Linked DNA regions of Mus musculus: region 1 is linked to region 2. Evidence: chromatin loops called from intact Hi-C (ENCODE). Cell type or tissue: left cerebral cortex. All regions are shown on one strand. Each heading gives the region's core, and the rest is flanking DNA. Links, peaks and the distances in the headings are about the cores only. Region 1 overlaps Pld3 (phospholipase D family, member 3). Region 2 holds the start of Ttc9b (tetratricopeptide repeat domain 9B).

Evidence for each region. Peaks named below come from ENCODE experiments on the same cell type or tissue, not always from the same donor. Only the 100,000 strongest peaks of a DNase experiment are listed, where the experiment ranks them.
Region 1: a loop joins it to region 2, with 10 times the contacts of the local background. A loop is called at or near these places in 1 of 42 quality-filtered maps.

The regions. Positions count from the first base shown.
Region 1 is chr7:27,537,659-27,544,468 of GRCm38, reverse strand. Pld3 (phospholipase D family, member 3) reads left to right here. Exons shown (of 14, transcript NM_011116.2): 3 at 1,565-1,725; 4 at 2,288-2,380; 5 at 2,481-2,555; 6 at 2,641-2,783; 7 at 3,201-3,384; 8 at 4,800-4,914; 9 at 4,992-5,119; 10 at 6,689-6,810. The coding sequence starts at 2,354. Among named protein-coding and RNA genes, the nearest start is that of Pld3, 12 kb to the left of the region's middle. In left cerebral cortex, for the core only: no CTCF peak of the experiment used is centred there; DNase peaks (open chromatin) are centred at 1,635, 2,293 and 2,928; H3K4me3 peaks cover 2,469 bases; H3K27ac peaks cover 2,500 bases.
Region 2 is chr7:27,651,686-27,658,495 of GRCm38, reverse strand. It overlaps Ttc9b (tetratricopeptide repeat domain 9B), which reads right to left and starts at 4,572. Exons shown (of 3, transcript NM_028417.1): 1 at 4,149-4,572; 2 at 3,402-3,584; 3 at 2,289-2,585. The coding sequence starts at 4,569. The coding sequence ends at 2,470. It overlaps Gm38973 (a long non-coding RNA gene), which reads left to right and starts at 4,264. Exons shown (of 3, transcript XR_881908.3): 1 at 4,264-5,246. It overlaps Map3k10 (mitogen-activated protein kinase kinase kinase 10), which reads left to right. Exons shown (of 10, transcript NM_001290528.1): 9 at 1-644; 10 at 1,510-2,121. The coding sequence ends at 1,832. In left cerebral cortex, for the core only: CTCF peaks have their summits at 3,737 (motif pointing right), 4,217 and 4,421; DNase peaks (open chromatin) are centred at 2,750, 3,752, 4,249 and 4,683; H3K4me3 peaks cover 2,500 bases; H3K27ac peaks cover 2,500 bases.

The DNA of each region.
Region 1 (6,810 bases), core at 1,450-3,949, 110 kb after region 2:
GTTCAAGAGACTAGGCTAGCTTAGTCTACAGAGTGAGTTCCAGGACAGCCAGGGCTCCAGAGAGAAATACTGCCAACAAAACCAGGAGTGTGTGTGTGTGTGTGTGTGTGTGTGTGTGAGTGTGTGCTGTATTAGGGCATTGGATTCTCAGGAACTAGAGTTTACAGGTTGTGTGGACTTATTCTGTGGTGGCTGGCTGAGAACCCAACTCAGCCCCACTGGAAGAGCAGTTACGTGCTGTCTCAAACTCTTTGTAGCTGAATTTTATGACCTTGAACTCCTGATAAATCCCTGCCTTCACCTCCAGGGAGCTAAGATGACAGACTAGTGCCAGCACGCTCTATTTCCAGCTTCATATTCTTCCAAGAAAACATCTCTCATCAAAGCCTTCAGGAATAATGAGAGTCAACCCAGTCTCTCCTCCCCTCCCCCACCCTGTAGTTCACCCACTCTAAGGCTGCTATCTTCTGCTTCTGTGAGATCCTTTCAGAAGCCTCAGTTAACCTCCGTCCTTGTCCTTACCTGCTGGATCCTGGTTTTTGGTTTTCTTTTCTGAGACAGCCTCAGTGCAGCCCAGGCTGGCCTGGACCTCATCGATATCCTCCTGCCTCAGTCTCCCTGGTTATACAGGAAGAGGGGCTCTATATAATAACAGCATTTGGGAGACTGAGACAGGATTGTTCAAAGGCCAGCCTGGGCCATAGTATGAGACCTTGGGGAACTACCCACCCAAAAAAAGTTAATAATAAAAAAGCAGGCTGGGGATGTGGCCCCCTTGGTAGGGCCTTTGCAAAACCGTCAATCTAGGTGGATAACACACACACAAACCAAGAGAGCCATCCCTAAAGGCAGCAAAGGGCTGTTTATGCTGCTCAGTAGCAATGCAAGCTCTGTACTTCCTCTGTGATTCGGATAGGCTAAGGGGAGAGTCATGAGAAGGACCACCTGTTATTTGTCTAACTTTAAATCCGTACAGTACATCAGCCCGGGCTATAGGAGATCCTGTCTCATAAGACCTAAATAAATAAGTAGCATACTTTAAAGAAAAAAAAAAAATCCTGCTTGGATAGAATATGAGATCCAGAAGCCTTGGATTTTCCTTTTTAAATTTTAATCTCTAAAAATAAAAATTGACTTAAAGGAAATATCGTCATCCCAGCAAACTACCAGAAAACCCACCACCCCCATGGCCAGCCGTCCCCGATTGTTCTCCCATCCCATTGCGTGGGCTGTCTTCTCCTGAGCTTGCCCTTCTCTTTCAGTTACATTATTCAATCTTGATCTCCCTATATTATCTTCAAGCGCCTTCAAGATTAATCTTAGGATTTATCACTAAAGAGTCCGTGGTATAAAAATTCACATTTGGTTCCAGGACAGCCAGGGCTATACAGAGAAACCCTGTCTCGAAAAACCAACAACAACAAAAATTCACATTTGTAGATCAGAGAAGGGATAAGAATTCCCTTTTCTCTGTGACTTCTCGGTCCCTTTTGGGAGGGTGGGGGAGAAATGAGGAAACTGGGGTGGCTATGGCGAAGCTGAGCTCCTCTCTACCCCAAACCAGGTTGCTCAGGACCACCCCTTTCCCGGTTCGAGGGGAGTCAGCCGACGCGCGCGCACTGCGCAGACTCCTCGCTGCAGTGGGCGTGATCCGTGGAGGTCCCGCCCCTACTCAGCTGCTCAGACAGAAGCTGGAGCCCCACCGAAGTAGCAGCCAACGTCTGAGTAAGGCCGGTGTTGTTTTAGGGTGTGGGGGCTGCGGTGCGGGACGGGGGGTAGGATTGGGAGGCTGCGGTGGCCCTGGGGTATGAGCCTCAGATGTCTGGTCAGGTAGGTACCTGGGACTGGGCAGACGCTCCACCTGGAACATTCCGTGAGTCATCCAAGACTGAGAAAAACCAGGCACAGAGATTCGGGGCTCCCCTGGCCCCCAGCCGGGACTGTCTTTGTGAAATTACTTAGATTCGAGCTCAGCAGGCAACAAAAAGGGGTTCTGATAGGGAGTAACGTGGGTGCTAATGACGGACATGCTGGACGCTTTGAAAGGCAACACGGGAGTGAAAAAAAAAAGCAGAGGCGTTGGACCTCGAGGGATTTCAACATCCCAGCTGACCAGCAACCAGTTTCTTCCTTTTGGGGTGATGGTCATAGGGCTAAGGGCCCACTTGATAATGGGAGAAGAAAGAGGCTTTTAGTAGATCTCATAAACCCAAAGATATCCACTTTTTTTTTGATGCCCCTTAAAAGCCCAGAACACCCACACAGTGCCTGCTTTTTGTTTCCCCAGTTTCCAGTCCCTGACACACCCACCTAGCCACCTTCGTTCTGCAGAGTCCCCCAGCGGCCAGGCAATATGAAGCCCAAACTGATGTACCAGGAGGTAGGAGGATGGGATGCTTAGTGGGGGGGGGGGGGGTATTGAAGGGTAGGAAACCACCAAACCACTCTATTCCACTCCGCCATCATCCCTGATCCCACAGCTGAAGGTGCCTGTTGAGGAGCCTGCGGGAGAACTGCCCTTGAATGAAATCGAGGCATGGAAGGCAGCAGAGAAGGTAGGAGTACGCTGCTCCACTTGAACTATCTCAAACTGTTGGGACCACCTTGTATAGGCTGACAGCTTCCTGCCCCACTCCACAGAAAGCCCGCTGGGTCCTCCTGGTCCTGATCCTGGCGGTAGTGGGCTTCGGTGCCCTGATGACTCAGCTGTTTCTATGGGAATACGGGGACTTACATCTATTTGGACCAAATCAGCGCCCAGCCCCCTGCTATGACCCCTGCGAGTAAGTGAAAGGCAGCTGGATTGTGCGTGGGAGGGTCCTGCCAGCCCAGGGACACTTAAGCCTGCGAGAGCACCCGGTGCTTTGCTGCAGGCAGTGCTGTGACGAGGGGATTGTGGGTGCCCACATCCGTGCCCACTCTACCCCCTCCTTTCGGTTTCCATGGCAGCCACAGCGTCATCATCCTTTATACAGGTCTGTGAACACATGGGCACTGTATCCCATCTACATCTGTGGATACACACACGCACACACGCGCGTGCACACACACACACATACACACACCTCCCACACCTCTAGACAGACCAGTGAGATACACAACCAACCTTCTCTCTACATCTGGAGACCTGCAGAGTTCTTCTTTCTCAACCTATCCTCTCTGGCCCTCTGTGACTGACAGATATCCCTCTATACCTTCAGGGCGGTGCTGGTGGAGAGCATTCCTGAGGGTCTGGAGTTTCCCAATGCCACCACGAGCAACCCCTCCACTAGCCAGGCCTGGTTGGGCCTCCTTGCCGGTGCTCACAGCAGCCTGGACATCGCATCCTTCTACTGGACCCTCACAAATAATGACACCCACACGCAAGAGCCCTCTGCCCAGCAGGTACCTGGAAGCCTCTCTTCTCACCCAGCTCCCCACCCACCCCCATGGCTGTGGGAATGGTGGCAGTGGGGGGGAGGGGGAGGGGCTCCTGCCAACCTGGAGACAGGTGGACGCAGGTGTTCAGTAACAGCTGTCTTCACACACACTTCTGAAGTAAGGGTGACGTTTTTGTGTCCTGGTTATCTGGAAGTCTCTGAGTGTCAAGGACTTTGGTTATGATGAGTTAGATTTACAGATATCACCTTGAATCCCTCACACAAAGAAGGAACAAGTTGTAGCCCAGCCCAAGCCAGGCTGTGTGTGACCTTAGGCAAGTTCCCTCCCCTCCCAGGCTTCCTGCCACCTTATCTGAAAACTGCAAACAGCACCTGCCCCACTGCTGGGCTCCTGTGAGGATGCCATGGGTTAATCTGCAGATTTAGTCAGTGCCCGGCACAGACTCCACCCTTTCTGAATGTTTACTGTTGCTGGTCAGCAGTGGTCCACACCTTTAATCCCAGCAATGGGGAGACAGAGGCAGGCAGATCTTTGTGAGGTCCAGGCCAGCCTGGTTCACAGAGCGTGTTCCAGAACAGCCAGGGACACACAGAAACCCTGCCTTGAAATTCCAAAGAAAAAAACAGGAAAGGCAAGGCAAGGCAAGGCAAGGCAAGGCAAGGCGATTAAGCTTGGTATGAGGGCGCTCATCTGAAATCCCAACATTTTGGAAGCTGAAGGGTTGTGGAGGAGCAAATATAAAGTTCCAGGCTATTCCGAGCCACATAGCAAGACCTTTCACAAGCAGGCAACACACACGCGCCCACACACATACAAAGTTGCACATGTATACACACACACACACACACACACACACACTGCATAAGCTCACACCTCTTCTAGGCTCCCATTAAAGTACATCAAAGCACAGATACAAGCTGGGCCCTGTGCTGCAGGGTGATAGATAGTCCCAGCTACTCAGAGGCTGAGGGAGGAGAGTCTCAAGTTCAAGTCTTGCTGCAGCTACAAATCGAGTTTGTCATCAGCCCGAGCAATATAAGGAGACCTTGTGTTAAATAGAAAGCAGATGGCTGGCTCGGCAGGTAAAATTGCTTGCCTGAGTTTAATCCCAGGAACCCACAGTAGGAAAGAACTGACTCCTGAGTGTTGTCCTCTGATGTCCACGTGCACGTGTATGCACACACACATATACTCACACGCACATAAATAAAACCTTTATTAAAAGGGAGAGTGTATCTGAGTTCCATCCCCAGCACCACACGCACATGCACACACACACAAAGAAAGGTGAAGGGGTTTAGTATTGTGATCTAGGCGTCCTCTAGTGTAAGGTGAAGCCTGTTCATTCTTAGGGGGCGCCCGTGGGGGTGATATTAGAGCTCCGGCTAGCCCAGCCCCTCAGCAGCTGTCTCCCACAGGGTGAAGAGGTTCTTCAGCAGCTTCAGGCACTGGCACCTCGAGGTGTAAAGGTTCGCATCGCTGTGAGCAAACCCAATGGGCCTCTGGCTGATCTGCAGTCTCTGCTACAGAGTGGTAAGTTGGCAACAGCAGGGTGGGCAGGCCTGGGGCTGCCCAAGCTGGCCCCTGACTGCCGCCCCCGTTGACCACAGGTGCCCAGGTCCGCATGGTGGACATGCAGAAGCTGACTCATGGTGTCCTGCACACCAAGTTCTGGGTGGTGGATCAGACCCACTTCTACCTGGGCAGTGCCAACATGGACTGGCGGTCGCTGACCCAGGTCTGTATGTCCCCTGCCCGCATTCCTTGCCTCCTCCTGAACTTCCCTTTGTATCCCTGCAGTTCGGTCCTCAACTGCCTTGTTCCTGCTGCAGCTAGATTTCCCCCTGGGTCCTGTTAGCAGCTACCCAGACACAGAGTATTCAAGGTCCTGCCCACTTACCTGGCCCTCATTGTACATTTCTTATGTGTATTTGAAGCCCATCTTTTACCTCAGGGACTCTGGGAAGATGGGATGACAGGTAGGTTTCCTGAATATGCAATTCAGTGTGGAGCCTGGCCTGTCATCAGGCTGCCACATCTCAGAGAGCTCCCGGGCCATGATAGGGAAGAAATGGGCAGAAGACTGGGTTGAGATAACAGTACAGCCTGCAGCAGGGATGTGGGTGATGGGTAGGGTGTGGGTTCAGGCAAAGATAGAAGATGTAGGGAGGGATGGGATGGGGGGAATATAAGAGGGGTGGTTAAGGACGGGATTAGAAAGTAAAGGCAGAGAATGTAGAGTGGGAAGAGGGAATAGAGGATTCAACTGGGATGGAGGTACTGAGAGTGAGCAGGGCCAGGATGGGGGTGTAAGTTGATAGAGGATCAAAGTTGAGATGGAATGAAGATGTAAGGGGGAGGGGGGGTGTAGGCAAGAGCTTGGAAGTGAGGTTGGAAGCTGGCAAGGGCAGAGGGGTCAAGGATAGAATGGGGAGGTTGACGCGGAAGATCTAGGGTGGAATAAGCAGCCACAAACAGAGCTCAGGGCTGGAGTAGGGGGACACGGTGGGCTGACTGTAGCAGCCCAAAGGAGACATCTGATCCAACATGGGGCCTCAAGGGAGAGTCCCCAAAGGACATGGTTTATCTGCCAGAAGCTTTAGCAGGTACTAGCACAGGGGGGACCAACTCCAGCAGTGCTGTGAAGAAAAGAATGTGACCCTAATTTACCCCAATAAATACTTCCCTAGACTCCTAGACTCGACAACGATATGCTGAAGACACAGTCTTCCTGTGTGCCTGTCTTGCCACCCAGTGGGGATACCTAGCTTAATCTGAAGATCCAACACCTGAGACTGAGCCGGAGCTGGCACAGGGCACAGGGCATAGGAAACACACAGCTCACGGGACCTGGTACTGCGGGCCTCCTGTCCTCCCAAATCTTTAGGAGTCCGAGGCCAGATGATTAAAAGTCCAAGGCCAGCCAGAAGAACTCAGTGAGAGCTTGTCTGATTTAAAGGGTAGGGGCTGTATGTGCCTCGTAGTATAGGACCTGCTTAGAGTCCCCTAGTGAGACTCTGGGCTGTGGCTCAATGGCAGTGCACCTTACTGGGGTAAAGCCCTAGTTTCAATACTCAGTAGCGCAAAGCCCCTGGACCTTTGCAGTGACTGAATGTCTCTTCCAAACGTAAGTTAGGTTTATAGCCGTACGTTTAAGTTCTAGGATGTAAGCTCTTCAGAGTGGAGGTGCAGGGAGGACTGAGGGACGGAGAAAGGAGCTGCCTGGTGGAGTGGATAGGACGGGAACACCCCTGCCCTCTGTGAGCACCGGGCCAGCATGCCCAGGCTCAGCACTGTTCTTCCTCAGGTCAAGGAGCTGGGCGTGGTCATGTACAACTGCAGCTGCCTCGCCCGGGACCTCACCAAGATCTTTGAAGCCTATTGGTTCCTGGGCCAGGCAGGTAGCTCCATCCCATCAACCTGGCCGCG
Region 2 (6,810 bases), core at 2,526-5,025:
CCCTTCTCCCTACTCCACCCCGTCCTACCTCAAGGTGCCTCTGCCCGCCGAGCCTTCTCCTTGTGTTCAGGCGCCTTGGGAGCCGCCGGCTGTCACCCCTTCCCGGCCAGGACACGGAGCTCGTAGGCGCTGCGACCTGGCGCTGCTAAGCTGTGCCACGCTGCTGAGTGCGGTGGGCCTGGGCGCCGACGTGGCCGAGGCACGGGCCGGGGACGGTGAGGAGCAGCGGCGCTGGCTGGACAGTCTCTTCTTCCCGCGCCCCGGCCGCTTCCCTCGCGGTCTCAGCCCAACCGGGCGCCCCGGAGGTCGCCGCGAAGACACAGCCCCAGGCTTGGGTCTGGCACCCTCGGCCACCCTGGTGTCATTATCCTCTGTATCGGATTGTAACTCTACGCGCTCATTGCTGCGCTCTGACAGTGACGAGGCTGCCCCTGCCGCCCCCTCCCCGCCGCCTTCTCCGCTCGCGCCCTCACCCAGCACCAATCCTCTCGTGGACGTGGAGTTGGAGAGCTTCAAGAAGGACCCCCGGCAGTCACTTACGCCCACCCACGTCACTGCCGCCCACGCTGTGAGCCGTGGACACAGGCGGACGCCATCAGATGGGGCTTTGAGACAACGGGAGCCTCTGGAGCTCACCAACCACGGTGAGTGGGGCCTGTCCAAGCAATCTTTCACAGACTACTGACCCGTGTTTCCTTCTGAGCCACCCCAGCCGTCATTGCCGGGCCCCTTGTGGGTCTTGGGGATGCCTGAGATAGGATAAATTGGGCAATGTCAATATAATGTCTGCGAGGACAGGGTAGGTGACATGATGGCAAGTGGAAGCATTGGTAGCCATCAGCACTGTCCTCTCTGCTTATTAGCCAGCAGTATGGTCAGGAGGGCGTGGTCGGGAATTACTTGTGCCCTTCAGGCCCTGGGTTCTGGGTTACAGCCACTGTAGTCAGGTTTGAATCTCTCAGCCCCAGCCATGCGCTGTTTCGATCACTCCAGAGATGCAGGCTAGGAGTAGCAGCACACACTGTGAACCCAGTACTCGGGGTCAGGAGTTTATGGTCAGCCTGGGCCACACTCAGAGTTTGAGACCAGCCTGGGCTACATGAGACTCTGTCCCTAAGATGGAAAGATGAACTGGGGTACAGCTCCTTTGGTAGAAGAATTGTCTAACATGTTGAGTGTGATCCCCAACACCACATAAAACTGGATGTTTTCACAATCCTACAACCCCATATTCTGGAGTTCAAGGTCATCTTCGGTTACACAGAGTTCCAGACCAGCCTGTCACAGAAAATGTAAAAAGGTCATCTTCCAGAACAAGCCATTGGAAACTGTGAGAACTTGTTCAAGACCCAAGTGCGGGGCTGCTCATGGCTGTGGCCTTCCTAGAAAGCAGGTGCAGCAAGTTCTGAGAGTCTCTCAGAAGCCAGTAGCCACTTTCCAAGGATGGGGTTGGCATAGAAACGGCGCCCTTTACCCCACCCCTCACCGCATGTGATCCTCTTTCCCTAGGTCCTCGAGACCCCCTGGACTTCCCTCGACTGCCCGACCCCCAGGCCCTGTTCCCTACCCGACGCCGGCCCCTGGAGTTCCCTGGCCGCCCCACCACCCTCACTTTTGCCCCAAGACCCCGGCCTGCTGCCAGCCGCCCCCGTCTGGATCCCTGGAAACTGGTCTCCTTTGGCCGGACACTCAGCATCTCGCCTCCAAGCAGGCCAGACACTCCAGAGAGCCCTGGGCCCCCCAGCGTGCAACCCACGTTGCTGGACATGGACATGGAGGGCCAGAGCCAGGACAATACAGTGCCCCTATGTGGGGTCTATGGCTCTCACTGAGACCTGCCCACCACCACCCGCCTGGGCAGCCATGAATGTAGCGCCCCAGGCCTGCCACAGCCCACCATTTGCCAAGGTGGGGGAGGCCCTGGGCAGGATACTCACTCTATTTATTGGGGAAGGGGGGAGGGGAGGACACTTAATTTATTCCTTTGTACCCCAGGTTGTGGAGCTCTGAGCCCAATCTGCTGTGGGGAGAGGGTGGGTGGGCAGGGATACTCAGGGACAGAATATTGTGGGGGATCTGGCACAAGGCGCAGCATTAAAGGTAAGCCCTGCCCCCTACCAAGCTTGGCTGTGTGTGCGTCCCCTGCCTGGGCCCTGATGCTGATTTACTCCACAGTGGGACACCCTTAAACCCTACATTTCCTCCCTGGGCCTCTGGGTGTCTGCAGAAGTGACAGCTAGGTATAGACCTGTCCTTCATCCCCACAATAAGACCACACAAAGGAGGCGCCAGTGGCAGCGGCTTTACCAGTAAACGCATGAGTCGGGGGAAGGTGCCCGGTGAGGTTGGTGGGACTAAGGTAGAGGCTGCCCCTTGGCCTCAGCCCACGACAGACATTCCGAGCTGGGCAGGTCAGGGGAAGGTGCCCAGTAGGGTTGGAGGGACTAAGGTAGAGGCTGCCCCTTGGCCTCAGCCCACGACATTCCGAGCTGGGCCTCCAGTGCCACCATCACTGTCTTCCCTCTGGAGGCTGCAACGGTTCATCTTCAGCTGAGTCAGCTGGATGTAGCGGAGAACATTGGTGTCTGCAGGGGAGGGACGGGAACATTATCTGGGTGTCCTGAGACAGCAGCCGATAGTTATGTCCTCAGGACAGTCAGCACCTCACTCCCGGCACCTCAGCTGTACCAGCCACCCAGAGAGATTTCACACCTCCTACCTCACACGTGTGGCAGCGGCAGCAGCCGCGCTCTGTCGCTCTGTCGGCAGAGGCTCCTCTCCCACCTCCACTCATCCCCAAGTGACAACTGTTCTCAGCAAACCACTTCACGGGAAAGCTAATCTTGCCTCCTTGCTCCCACAGCCCTACATCTAGCTCCTGCTGTGTCCCCTCCCCATGGGGTTGTGTCATGTCTACACACACATGGACACATGAGTACCCTGACTGCTCTTCCCGAGGGCAGAGAACAAGCATTACAAGCAGATGAGTGGAGGGCCATAGGTGACAGAGGAGCTGAGTGTGACCAGGAGGGAGTGAAGGAATATGGGTGTGGGGGGAGAAATATTCAAGGCCATCGTCGGTGAGTGGATAGGGACACGGATGGGCTAAAGCATTGGGGATGTAGCCTAGTTGGTAGAGTGCTTGCCTTGCATGCATGAGGCCCTAGGTTCAATTCCCAATGAAGAGAGTTGGTTGGGGAAATGCCAGAGGAACAAGGTGAGTATACCTTTGGGGACGGTGGATGGGTGCTGGATGAGTGTATGAGGAATCTTAGGTAGCTAGAGAGAGCTTGTCTGGAGCTGGTAACAGCACTTCCCTGGGGTGGCTTGGCTCTGCCCTGGTCCTCCCGCCTAGGTTTCCTCTGTTCTAACCCCCTGCCCAGCCCAGCCCTGCCACTCACCTGTGGGCTCTCGGCTGCGGGCCTCCTGTAGGTAGCGCAGCGCACGTGCATAATCACCCAAGTGGTAGAAGGCAATGCCGGCACGATAGGTGGCCTTGAAGTTGCCCTGCTGTTTCTCCAGCACCTTGAGACAGTACTCACGCACCCGCTCATAGTTCACCAGCTCCGACTGCAGGAGGCAAGCTGTGGGATGCAGAGACCCTGTAGTCTCAGACACAGCCTGCATCCCCTAGGATTCACATGACCTCAAATAACCTGACCTCTTCCCCTGGGCATATGGGATTGCTCTGGCCACCAGGAGACACTAATCAGCTAACCTGTTAGTATAAGAGCTATCTGCGCCGCCGCTAGAGGGCGCAGGACAGACAAGTCTGAAGCAATTAGCTGGAGGTTTTCCCAAGTAATTATAGAGGGAGGGTCCAAGAACGAAATAGCCGGTGCAGGGTAAGCCTTTCTAACCTTGGCTCATGCGTGGCAGACCGGGGGAAAGAATGAGTCAGGGAAGTGGGGCTTAGAAGACCAAGTCCAGAGCCCGTTTCATTATTCAAGCCCCTGCTTACTCCATCCAAGAAGCCCTATTCATCTACTCCCAACTCTCTTCCTCAGCAAGTTTTGTAGTCTTCCCCGCCAGACCACAGCCCTGACTCCTTCAGCTTCCAGCCACCACAGGCTCTATAGCCTCCTGATTACCCCCTCACTACCCACCCGTTTCACCCGAGTCCTCTGCGCCCCCCGACGGCCCCGTACCAGTGAGGGAGTCGTAACATTCAACCTCTGTGTTCTCCACCAGGCGCCGCTGCTCCTCGCTGAGGCGGGCGGGCCCCGGGCTGGTGGTGGGTCCCGGGGAGGGGGTGGGCAGACCGCCAGGGCGGGCCCCTTGAGCCGCCTTCAGCTGCAGCAGTGCCCGGTGGTACTTGCCAATGGCTTCTCGGAACTTCTTCTCTCGGTAGCAACGCTGACCCTCCGCCTTGAACGCCACGGCAGCCCGCAGGCTGCTGTCGAGCGCCGCAGCCAGGCCCCCAGACGGCTCTGGGGCAGGACCCGACCGAGCAGAGCCATGGCGAGGCGCTGAGCCGGGGCCCGGCGGGGAAAGGGCGGGAGGCGGGCGCGGTGGAGGCTCCGGGGCAGCGCTGAGCATCAGCACCGGGGACAGCGCGCCGCGCTGCATTGTGGGAAACTCCTGCGGCCGCCGCTGCAGCTACCGCATCGCCCCCCGCGGGGCCGGTCCCCACCCTTTCTCCGCCCCCACATCTCTGGCTGCCGTCTCCGGCTGCCCCCTATGGGTCTAGAAAAACCCCTCCAAACTCCCCCTCGCTCACCCTCAAACCAGCCTGGGTCTAGTTGTTCTGGCGCCTCTCCCTTGTCCCCACAGTCCTTACCCTCCCACCCGACTGCATGTTCTCCCGGAGATTTCTAGAAGAAAAAGGCTGAGCGGGCAGACATCAGTTTTGTGGAAAGCTGGTTTTCAGCCCACTAGTCATTTGGCATGTTGGATAAGAATACAGGATTGGGAGTCAAGCTGCCCGGCTTCAGACACTGGTTTCTCATTACTCTATGATTTGGACAATCCCCTCAAATTACCTATTGTACTATAGTGCGGGACAATAGTACATACGTTGGAATCGATTCTTTATGTAATAAACAAATAGCCATTGCTCAATTTCTGTTCAGGGGGAGGGGGTTGATGGGCCAATGTAAAAACAAACAACAACAACAGAAGTCAAGTGGGGTAGCACCTGCCTGTAGTCACACTCGGACATCTGAGGCAGGAGAGTGGAAAGAAGTTTGAAGCTAATCTGGTGCTAACGAGGAAATTCCAGATCAGCCATGAACTACAAAGAAAAGGTAGGTGTGGGAGATTAAGGAGAAGGGAGGGAAAAGGAGAGAGAAAGAATTATTTAGATAGAGCCACATCTCCTAGGTTCACAGCCTAGTGGAGAGACAGACCTGTAACAGCCCAAAGTGGCTGATCCTGGGAAGCGCAGGAGGAGAGCCATGGCTAGCATGGAGAAGTCAGAGGAGGCATTTGCTCTAGGTTGAAGTGTGACTGGGGACTTCCTGGAGGAAAGGCAACTCTGCAACCTAGCCATTCTGTCCCTTGCCTTCCATTTCCAGAAAAGCCAGTGGGGAGGTGACAAGGGTCCCCACTGACAGCCCAGGACCACCAGTACAATAAGGACAACCAAGAAAATGCGGCTGCGGCTGCGCTGTGGTGGCACTCCCCTGCAATCCCTGCACTTAGGAGGCAGAAGCAGCAGAACTCTATGGTTTCCGGGCCAGCCAGAGCTACACCTGACTCAAAAAAGAGGGGGAAAAGGAAAGAAATTCGTTCATTATGGGCCAGCAACATAGCAGTAGCCACCACGTGAGTTCCATCTGTGGAACCAGCCTCTCAAAGTGGTTATCTGACCCCTTCCTACATATACCTGCACACACACACACAAACTCACGCACATACACACACACGCGCGCGCACACGCGCACACACACATACACACACGCACGCACACACACATGCACACACACGCGCACACACACATGCACACTCACATGCACACTCACATGCACACACATGCACACGCACGCACACATGCACACACACATGCACACACACACACACACACACAAGCATGCACATGCACACAAACAAAGAGTGTAAATTTTAAATCCTCTTAGAATTTCTTTTCAAGATACTCATATGCAGGCAAAAAAGAAACAAACAAAACCACAACAACAAAAGGGTGGGGGGAGCTGGAGAGATGGCTCAGTGGTTAAGAGCACTGACTGCTCTTCCAGAGGTCCTGAGTTCAATTCCCAGCAACATGGTGGCTCACAACCATCTGCAATGGGGATCCGATGCCCCCTTTGGGTGTGTCTGAAGACAGCTACAGTGTACTCACATACATGAAATAAATAAATCTTTAAAAAAAAACCAAACCGGCCGGGCGTGGTGGCACACGCCTTTGATCCCAGCACTCGGGAGGCAGAGGCAGGCGGATTTCTGAGTTCGAGGCCAGCCTGGTCTACAAAGTGAGTTCCAGGACAGCCAGGGCTATACAGAGAAACCCTGTCTCGAAAAACCAAAAAAAAAAAAAAAAACAAACCCCAAACCCCAACCTCACCTTGCACTTCAGATCTCCGTCTCTCCTTTTCCAATGCTGGCATTAGGTACATATGCCCATGCTTGGAGTTTATGCAGCACTAGAGATCTGATTCAAGGCTTTGTGTACCAACTACATTCCAGCCCTCAAATAGGAGAGACTTCCCCAGGCTGATGACCTGCACAGGCCTGCATGTGTGTGTGTTGGGTTTCTACCATCAATTAAAAGGATCAAGTTAAGGGTTGAAGAAAGGGCTCAGGGTTAGCTCCTGCTGAGTTTCCAAAGCAACTGAGTCCAGTTCCTAGAAC